Regions from separate parts of the Homo sapiens genome. Here region 1 is linked to region 2. Evidence: chromatin contacts called from ENCODE Hi-C or POLR2A ChIA-PET data. All regions are on one chromosome and are shown on one strand. Each heading gives the region's core, a stretch centred on a gene start or an enhancer-like site at or near the end of the contact. The rest is flanking DNA. Distances are from core to core; before and after follow the strand shown. Region 1 has its middle 4.8 kb from the start of MIR6891. Region 2 has its middle 27 kb from the start of HCG27.

Region 1 (5,296 bases), core at 1-2,500, 130 kb before region 2:
CAACTGACCTTTGTCATTGGCCAGACATAGGACAGAATGGTTCTGCATCTGGGGAACACCACTGAAGTAAAAGAAAAATCTCTGGCCTTTTGTAGCATATGTTCCAGTGGGAAGAGGCAGACGATAGATACATTATAACCAGAGTAAGGAAGGAAAGTGCTAGAAGGTGGTAAGTGCTGTGAGGCAGGTGATCCAGGATGTGGGCAGTGGGGACAGGGAAGGTGGCTGTTGTGCTGGGTAGTCAGTGTGTGCCTTGTTGCAAAGGTGACTTTTGAGGAAAGATTTGAGAGACATGAGGATGTCTGGGGAAGTTCTTTCCAGGCAGAGGAAGCTCCAGTCCAAATGCACTATGGCAGGAAGGTGTTTGTGTTCCCAGAAGAACAAGGAGGCCAGGAGGGCTGGACGGAGAGAAACTGAGGTGAGGTCAGAGGTGCGGCCAGAACAGGTGGGCTTGAGGGGAGTGGGGTTGGATCTGGCCTTTGCTCTGAGTGGGATGGGGAGTTAGAGGACAGTTTTGAGCAGAAGAGAGCCATGATATGACTTCTGTTTTAAAAGGATCTCTCTGACGGCTGTGCTGAGAACAGAATTGAGAGGCGAGGGACGAGGGAGGCAGAAGGGAAAACAGTAGGAATCGAGTGCAGTATTCCAGGCTGGAGATGTCGGTTTCCTTGACTGGGGCGTGAGCAGGGGAAATAGTGGGGCGTGAGGGGATTCTGGATGCATTTGAAGATGGACTCACAGCATTTGCCAATGGATTGTATCTGTGGTGTGAGAAAGACGAATCAAGGACACCCATAGTTGTAAAATGAGTGAGTAGAAGGATGGAGCTGCTGTCAGTGGAGATGGGGAGACTCTGGCAGGAGCGTCCTGAGGAGGGGGCATCACAGGCACTCAGTGGAGGAGATGTCTACTAGGAAGGCAGGTGGGGGAGCTGGGGTGGAATTTGGACAGACAACTCCAGAGTTTAGGGGAAAGGACTGGGCTGGAGAAATAGATTTAGGAGGTCACACCATATATATGAGACTTAAAACCTCAGGCATGGATGAAGCACCAAGGGAGTGACTGACTATGGAAAAGAATGAGCACAAGGACTGAACCCTGGACCAGTTCTAAGGGGTGTGATCAGACCACACCCAGAGCAGACTGCACAGTTCTGGTCCCACGTCTAGAGGACACTCAGACAAGGAACCCCCATGTGCACCAGGATCACCTGGATGTGGTGCTGAGATCCAGGAAGTCTGGAGTTGAGCAAGAGATTCTGGATTTATGACAAGGCTGGAGCTCATGTTGCTGGTCTCCAGATCACACTTGGAGTAGCAAGAGCACCAGGATCCCACATGTCTGAGCATCAGCCTCGCCTCTAGGGCTTGTCATATAAATGATTCCTTGGTCTTGTGCATAATACTCTGAGACAAGGGTTCTGGGGAGTGGCCTGTGTATTTTCTAAGTCCCCGCCAGCAATCCTATTGCTCAGACAGATTGGGAGCCACTGAGATCAGTGATCAGAGAGTGCCCAGGGTGGGTGGGTGGGGTGGGTTTTCAAACCCTGTTTAAAAGAGGATTTTTCTCACAGAAAGAAAAGGGAGGCTGTATATCATCAGTTATGAGAGGTGATATTCTCTGTTGTTCTCTCCACCATGGGGTAGAGGCCAGGTAGACAATTCAGGATGTGGCTCTCGCACAAAGAACACCTCTGAATGCCGCTCTCTGACACTCGCCCGCAGACTCATTTCTCACTCACTTCTTGGAGAAAACTATGGAAACCACATTTCTGTAATGTACACAGAAAGTCGTATATCTGGTATTGGGGGCTAGTTTTATTGTGGGGAAGGCTACAGAAGCAGGCTGGAAACTACACATCCGGGAACAGAATTCACAGCCCACCCTGGATCAGGTCCCTCCTAGGAACAACTGCCCCTGCTGCTGAGCACAGACGCCACTGCTCACACCTCTGACACCCTGGTCCTGGACACTGGACCCTGAGGCTAGGACAGATGTCACTGCTGCACATGGAAATTGGACATCACTACTGTCACTCAGCCATCTTTACTAAAATGCTTTCTGCACAGTCCTAGCCTCTCTGTCACCTCATTCTGGCTGAGTCTGGCAGTGATATAGGAGTTAAGAAGAAATTATTTAGACAGGTAGTGAGGGTACGCAAGGCTTTTAATGGAAAGCAGGCTCCAAATTATTTTCTTTTCTAACAAGGAGCAGCCTGTAATATCAAGCTTCAGACATAGACAAGTAAGCTGGAAGTTTGCACGGGTGAATGCCAGCAGCTGTCCAATAGGAATAGGACGCCTGGGACTGGGTATGTTCACAATGGCGGCTCCATCTTCCCTTCTCTTTGCCAGGCACGTTTACAGTAAGGAGCAGACAACATGTCACCAGCCAAGTGGAAAGCCCATTTGCATAATAGGATGAGGGTGGGGTGAACAGCCTTCCACACGCACTATGTAAATATCACACCTGGTACAACCAACCTGTGGGCCCTACATAAATCAGACACCATCTCCTCAAGCCTGCCTGTAAAATCCGATGCACTCCCATTCCAGGCCGGAATTCCCTTTTGGGTGCCCCTCTCTCTCACAAGAAGGAGCTGTTTCCCTTTGTCTTTCTTTTGCCTATTAAACCCTTTGGTCCTAACTCACTCCTCGTGTGTCAGTGTCCTTAATCTTCTTGGCGTGAGATGACGAACACTTAGTATTTACCTGAGACAATGACACCTCTTCAGCAGGTGGTCATCAGACTGGTGGAGCTTAAAACTCATGTCCATGAGCAACTGCAGGGGTGACTGGAGTGTTGTTGTCCTCTTCCAGGGAGGGAGGTGGTGTCTGTCTCCTCTCAACATTTTACATGTTGTAAACCAAAAATAAACATCAAAGCCACCCCTTCCCAATCATTTTAATGGACACCCTCAGCCAGGGTGCTCAAAAGTTAACCTGAAAGACTGGCTCAGGCCACCAAGGGAAGCAGGTATTGAACATGTCTTATTATGCCCTCTTCCCTCTTGGAATTCAGGAAAAGTTGACCAGCATTTACCATCAACACAGACCTTCAGTCTGATCAGAAACATTTACAATCTATACTCTCTGAAGCCTGGCACCTGGAGGCATCATCTGCATGAGAATTTTGGACTCCACAACCTTTTATCATAACCCAGACATTCCTTTCTATTGACAATAACTCAACCAATTGCCAATCAGAAAAATTAAAAATCTACTTATAACCCAGAAGCACTACCCCGCAACCCTTGCTTGCTTCAAATTGTTCCAACTTTCTGGACCGAACCAATGTATAGCTTAAATGTATTTGATTGATGTTTCATATATTCCTTAAATGTGTAAAACCAACCTGTGCCTCAACCACCTTGAGCACATGTTCTCAGGGTCTCCTGAGGGCTGTGTCATGGGCTGTGGTCACTCATTGTTGGCTCAGAATAAATCTCTTTAAATATGTTACTGAGTTTGACTCTTTTCATTGACAGTGTGGAATTCTGATGTAGTAAGCGGGTTCAAGTGCTGGAGTGTGAGGGGTGGGGAAAAGTGACAAATTTTAATTCTTGGAGCAGTGATCCAGGACGAGAACTTTATCTGGTACCCAGTAGGCACGAAGAGTGGCTGAATGAACCAGTGACTAATAAATAACATATTTCCACCCATTCCCTTGAGGATAGGTTTACATCAAGTTTTTGTCTATCCCAGTTTATACTCTAGATTATTGGAGTGGCATTCTGTAATGATGAAATGATTATTCAAACATCTTCCCTCAGCATGACTCTTACTAGGATTAAAACTCCCAGGTTTGTAAGATCTCAGAGGTTCTGGGTCCACACGATGTTTTCTATTAATATTTATATTTTCTTGTGTGTGGAAATATTTCTGGGGAGAGAATCTCTAACATTTATTAGTTTTTATGTGACACCCTCAAAGGCCTAAAAAATCCTAACTTCTAGATTAAAGGTAGGACCACTCCACGTCTAGACAATGAACAGCTGGTAGCAACCTGTGTTTAGGGACATGAAACAAATGCTTACATTTGTTTATCTTTTCCTCTGGGACCGAAGAAGGTAGAGGTTTACTTGCTTACTCTTACTATAAGTTTCTCTCTGTGGGATGGTGATGGGGTTTTCTTCCACCCAAATAACTTTCTGATTCTCCAACAGCAGCTGGGAGTCCTAGAGCTTGACTCAATTCTGACACTAACTACCTGGAGTTCGCCTCAGACTCCACAGGTTTACCAGCTCAGTCCTACAAGTCTGTCCTCACTTCAGAAGCAAGTCACAAGTATCACGTCCCAGGTTACCTGCACTTCTGTCTAACATGGCTGCAAAGTCAGGGGTTTCTCACCTCCCAAGGATTGAGAATTCTTAAACTAACACAAAGAACTCAGGAAGTTGCTATAGCCATGTAAACCAAAAAACGTCTGAGACAGGTCTCAGTCAGTTTAGAAGTTTATTTCACCAAGCTGAAGATGCACCTTGGAAACAGAGACACAAATCATTGTAGCATCTGTGGCCCATGCTTTTTCCTAACAGGCTTTTGAGGACTTCAATGTGTACAGGGGAAAGAGCAGCCAGGAGAGGAAAAAAATAGTCAACTATGCATTCATCTCATGCTCAGTAAATCTGCATTTTAAATAAGATAAAGTAAACATTGGGTGGAAAAGTCAAATATGCGTTTGACTCTGGGTGGGTGGAGGGATGATTTCTAGTCTTGTCTTTGTCCTGTACCTGTGAAGATAAGCTGTTAATTTACATTGTCAGGGGAAAATTCAACAAAACTGTTTTAGGGTAAACACGTTGGGGCCCACAAGGAATTATCTTGTGAGCAGTTTGTGAGGGAGGCCACCTGGGGAGATATGTGGTCTTCTATCTTTGCAGTTATTTGTTTAGGAACGAAAGAAAGGCAGTTTTTCCATCAGTCTCCAAACTTAATTTTTCCTTTTGGTATAGTGAATTTGGAGTCCTGAAATTTTATTTTCTTTTCACACTCAGTATTGCAGTTTTTTATTGTTATAGCTTAAATCCCCACCTTTTTGGCACCTGGGACTGGTTTCATGGAAGACAGTTTTTCCATGGACTAGTGGAGGTGGTGGAGGGCAGAGGGAAATGGTTTCGGATGAAACTGTTGTACCTCAGATGATCAGGCATTAGCGCTTCATAAGGAGCATGCAACCTAGATCTCTTGCATGCAGAGTTCACAATAGGGTTCATGCTTCTATGAGAATCTAATTCCGCCACTGATCTGACAGGAGGCGGAACTCTGGTGTCATGCTCATGCTCTCTCACCCACTG
Region 2 (4,774 bases), core at 1-2,500:
TGTAATACTAACTGTTTTCCTATTGTTCTGTCACTGTGCTCAACCTCCTCCCCCAAATAAAGACCTCTTTTGTCCTTGCTAGATTTAAATATGCTGTACATTGTTTTGATGTTGTTACCCCCTTAACCATACTAGAAGAAACACTGACAGAAAAGTGTCCCCACTGTACACATACTACTTAGTCAAAGAACAGTACAACTAGAACTCTGTTGTACCATACTTATAAGTGTACAAAGACTCGCTTAAGAACTTGTACTTATAAGGCCGGGCGCGGTGGCTCACGCCTGTAATCCCAGCACTTTGGGAGGCCGAGGCGGGTGGATCACAAGGTCAGGAGATCGAGACCATCCTGGCTAACACGGTGAAACCCCCGTCTCTACTAAAAATAAAAAAAAAAAAAATTAGCCGGGCGTGGTGGTGGGCTCCTATAGTCCCAGCTACTCGGGAGGCTGAGGCAGGAGAATGGCGTGAACCCGGGAGGCGGAGCTTGCAGTGAGCCAAGATTGCGCCACTGCACTCCAGCCTTGGAGACAGAGCGAGACTCCGTCTCAAAAAAAAAAAAAAGAACTTGTACTTATAATCAGACCACCTGTTCAATTTGTGACCCAAGAAATGGCCAGCCTTATATATGCTATGACCGAAGTCTTTACCTAGGACTTAGTTTAAGATTCATACAAGTAAAAAAAAAAAAAAAGAAGTCTTGTAAGTCAAACCCAAGCCTCTCCTTCCCAGGGTGGGGGCTATATCCATATACTTTGATATTTGTCAGTTAACATCCATGAACCCAACCTATCTCACAATCTCTAGTCCTACAAAGTACTATAAAAACTGCCAGTATAAAATTGTATGTACACTCCCTGTTTGTCCCTCCAAGGCCCTAGCAATAGCTTGCTGGAACTGCACAATGCAGTTCACTGACCGATCATCACTGAGGCCAAAGCCAATCTTGCTCATCAAAGTACCAGCAAAACCAGATTGTAAGACAAGCATTTGCAATCCTGTAAATCTTACTATCTTAAGGCCAAACCTACCTGTATGGACTATAGGCTACTCCATGGCATTACAAAGCTACGGTCAAAAAGCTAAAACAACTTTGTATATTATAAAGAAGACTTGAACCAAGCAGTCAGCCCAGGAGCAATTCTGAGTCTTTAAGTCATTCTTTGAGCATATAAACCGGAAGTTATCAGAGCCTCCTCCTTTAGCCAAAAACCTATTTGTTCAGCTGGCTGAAAACATTGCTGCCAGCCTAGGCGTTTCCTCATGTTATGTTTGTAGAAAGACTAGCATAAAAGACCAATGGCCTTAAGAAGCAAAAAAGTTAATGCCTCAAGATAACTTTACTCCAACTGACTCTTTCCCCAAACCGATGCCCACAAGTTCAAGCGTCTGGCTCTTAAAAACTTCTATATCGAGGCCGGGTGCAATGGATCATGCCTGTAATCCCAGCACTTTGGGAGGCCGAGGCAGGCGGATCGCCAGGTCAGGAGATCGAGACCATTCTAACACAGTGAAACCCTGTCTCTACTAAAAATACAAAAAATTAGCCGGGTGTGGTGGCGGGTGCCTGTAGTCCCAGCTACTCAGGAGGCTGAGGCAGGAGAATGGCGTGAACCCAGGAGGCGGAGCTTGCAGTGAGCCAAGATTGCGCCACTGCACTCCAGCCTTGGAGACAGAGCGAGACTCCGTCTCAAAAAAAAAAAGAAAGAAAGAGATTCCATCTGCATGTATGCATTCAGCCAGGACACAGTGGCCAGGGGTCTTAAACACCACCCAAGAGCCTTCAGACAGTCAAGTTCCTCTTTCTTCTCAGGGTTCAGCCTGAGCACTGGGGTGACCAAACACACTGTGCAAAGGGCAGGAACCTCTTCAATGCCAGCTTATGAATCTGTCCCCTCCAGTGGTGGGAAATCGCACCTCAATCCACAATCCACTATTTCTTCCCGCCCTTACCTCCTCACACCCATCTGGAATTTAGGAGAATGTGGAGAGCAGCCAGCAGCAATAGCAGCAGCTGAGGCCTAAGGAAAACTGAACAGGAAGCCAAGGAAACACATCAGGTGACTAAAATTGTTTGCTGTTCTGCACATGTCCAAGAATGACCCCAAAAGATTTTCAATGACCAGTTCTATGGTTACCAACCTATTGGGCCACGTCATAGACATCAAGTGGATGAGCATTGCCTTTATCAATGACAGGTGAGCCCCACACCCAGAAGGACACCTACTCTCCCATTCCTTATGTTTTCTATCTTTTCACACCTTACATCCTCTTCCCTCCCTCTGGGTGTCTTCCCTCTTTGGGTCTTCTGTTTCTACCCTCTGCCTCCTTTCAGGTGACTAGAGCAGGCTGGTTTGGAACAGGGCTTGGCCATCAGCGTTTGTGTCAGATGAGAATCATGCAAGGATCCAGTGTGATGGGCAGCATCGCTTCGAGGTCAGTGTTAGTGAGCTGCCTGATGAGACAGATGTCTCCTCCACGGTGAGTGCTGATCTCATGAAACACTTAGTTCCTCCCTGAACCTTAGTATGTTTTTCTTCAATCTCATCACATAGGTCATGGGCATCTGATGCATAATGGACACTTGACTGGTTCATGCCCCCTGGCCTTTGATGCTGTGTTGGGATGTTTTCCTGACCTTTATGTGGGGTTTCTGTCTTCTCTCATCATATTACATCCCTTCCCTCACCCCCACGTCCGTCCTCTGAACCCACACAGTACACCAGCGTCTGCATGTGTGCCGTGTGTTCCTGCCTCACTTTCCCCTTTTCATGCCTTATTCTGACTGTGCCATATTTTCTCTTCAGTTGAACAGACACAGTAGAGGACTCACCAATTCTGGGATGTGATAGTCTGTCCTTCAGGAGAAGACCCCAGGTGGGGGTGAAGGAGACACTACTGCCTCCACCCCTAACAGCCCCCACCCCATGGCTTCCCTCCTCTGCATCAGCACCACTCCTGAACCCCCATTCCTGATTGTCAGAATTTTAAAAATCCTAACTAGGCTGGGCGCGGTGGCTCACGCATATAATCCCTGCACTTTGGGAGGTCGAGGCGGGTGGATCACCTGAAGTCGGAAGTTCAAGACCAGCCTGACCAATATGGAGAAACCCAGCGTCTACTACAAATACAAAAATAACCGGGCGTGATGACGAGCGCCTGTAATCCCAGCTACTCGAGAGGCTGAGGCTCAAGAATCGCTTGAACCCAGGAGGCAGAGGTTGCAGTGAGCCAAGATCGCACCTTTGCACTCCAGCCTGGTCAACAAGAGGGAAACTCCATCTCAAAAAAAAAAAAAAATCCTAACGAAAAATGGAACACATGTGTGTCTGTGGTATCTGCATGCTACATCTTCTTACTGTGTTTGGGGAGAGGTTATTGTAGGACATGATCCAGGGTAAATTCCTGTAAGGCTGAGGTGCACTGCTGTGAGGTCAAAGGAGGCATGGGACTGAGACTGCAGAGCCCTGGCTCCCCACTACCTGCCTGTATTAGTCAGGGTTCTCTAGAACTAACAGAATAAATATATATATAAAGGGGGATTTATTAAGTAGTATTAACTCGCATGATCACATGGTCCCACAATAGGTCGCCTGCAAGCTGAGGAGCAAGGAAGCCAGTCCGAGTCCCAAAGCGGAAGAACTTGGAGTTCGATGTTCGAGGGCAGGAAGCATCCAGTATGGGAGAAAGATGTAGGCTGGGAGGCCAGTCTAGCCTTTTCACATTTTTCTCCCTGCTTTATATTCTGGCCACGCTAGCAGCTGATTAGATGGTGCCCACCCAGATTTAGGGTGGGTCTGCCTTTCCCAGTCCACTGACTCAAATGTTAATCTCCTTTGGCAACACCCTCACAGACATGCCCAGGATCAGTATTTTGCGTCCTTCAATCCAACCAAGTTGACACTCAGTATTAACCATCACACTGCTAACTTCTGGCCTTTTGTGGTCTCTTCCATTTTCCCAGTGGCCTGGGAGCAGCTGGGATATTTCTGATCCTGGGGTTCCTGGGGGTGGTGCACAGTATTTCCAATGCTGAGGGGTGCCACAGGCACTGGTGGGAAGCTTGGGTGTCTCCTCCCAGGCTCTCTTGGTGCCTCCTTCCTTATCTGTTTCTTCAGGTTCTGGATCTTGACCATCAGGGCCTGGGGCCCCCACCCCCTCCAGCAGAGCCTGATCCACTCCAGCTGCTGCTCCAGCAACTCTTTGGCTTGGGCCAGCTCAGCTGTGTGGTGGGGCCAGGGCCCTGGTGAGGGGAGTCAGGGAGGGAGCATCAGCCAGGGCAGGGGGGCTGAGGCTCTGGAAAGCTGTGCTGCAGGGTCTGGCTGTAAGTGGGAAATTCTACCTCCCTTTCTCTGTTTCTAGCCCATTAGTTTAAGTCCACCTGTACTGAGAAGCCCAGGGAGCCCTGTATCTTAGGTACAAGCCTCTGGGGAGCAGATAGAGATCCCTGGCCCAGGAGCTATACTGGAAAGCCCACAGCTGCAGAAAGTCAGGTTGCACCTGTAAAACCCCCAGCTGGTTAAAAAAAGATAAAATTTGACTACCTGAGAGGTTTCATTTATATAACAGGAACACCTTCCCAGCCTCTCTCTGTGGGCTATTAAAGATTTCAGAGATTTCTTATTCTAAACAATTAATGAAAACATCAAGTCTTAAAAGGACACATAGTAGTGTCATGGCTAGTCTTCAAAAATTCCCTTGACTAAATTAAGAGCAAAAAAATCACTTCAAACACTTCTGGTAGTTAAAATTAAACACTTCTCAGCCGGGTGCG

The links. A loop is a pair of places that touch in the nucleus more often than their neighbours do. ChIA-PET counts read pairs that join two places held with the same protein, here RNA polymerase II (POLR2A). Pooled maps may share reads with other maps.
Region 1: a loop to region 2 is called in a map of dorsolateral prefrontal cortex, with 2.4 times the contacts of the local background. The contact joins two enhancer-like sites. A Hi-C loop is called at or near these places in 1 of 168 maps with a recorded cell type or tissue (dorsolateral prefrontal cortex) and 1 of 50 pooled maps. POLR2A ChIA-PET finds 5 or more read pairs at or near these places in 3 of 52 experiments (CD4-positive, alpha-beta memory T cell, OCI-LY7 and naive thymus-derived CD8-positive, alpha-beta T cell).

What each region holds. Positions count from the first base shown.
Region 1 is chr6:31,347,870-31,353,165 of GRCh38, reverse strand. No RefSeq gene overlaps it. Among named protein-coding and RNA genes, the nearest start is that of MIR6891, 4.8 kb to the left of the region's middle. Within about 2 kb of position 1,250, at least 3 of the 41 ENCODE cell types and tissues checked have a DNase peak (open chromatin) inside an H3K27ac peak, as active enhancers do.
Region 2 is chr6:31,222,392-31,227,165 of GRCh38, reverse strand. No RefSeq gene overlaps it. Among named protein-coding and RNA genes, the nearest start is that of HCG27, 27 kb to the right of the region's middle. RefSeq lists enhancers at 1,557-2,152, 2,246-2,868, 3,665-4,166. Within about 2 kb of position 1,250, at least 2 of the 41 ENCODE cell types and tissues checked have a DNase peak (open chromatin) inside an H3K27ac peak, as active enhancers do.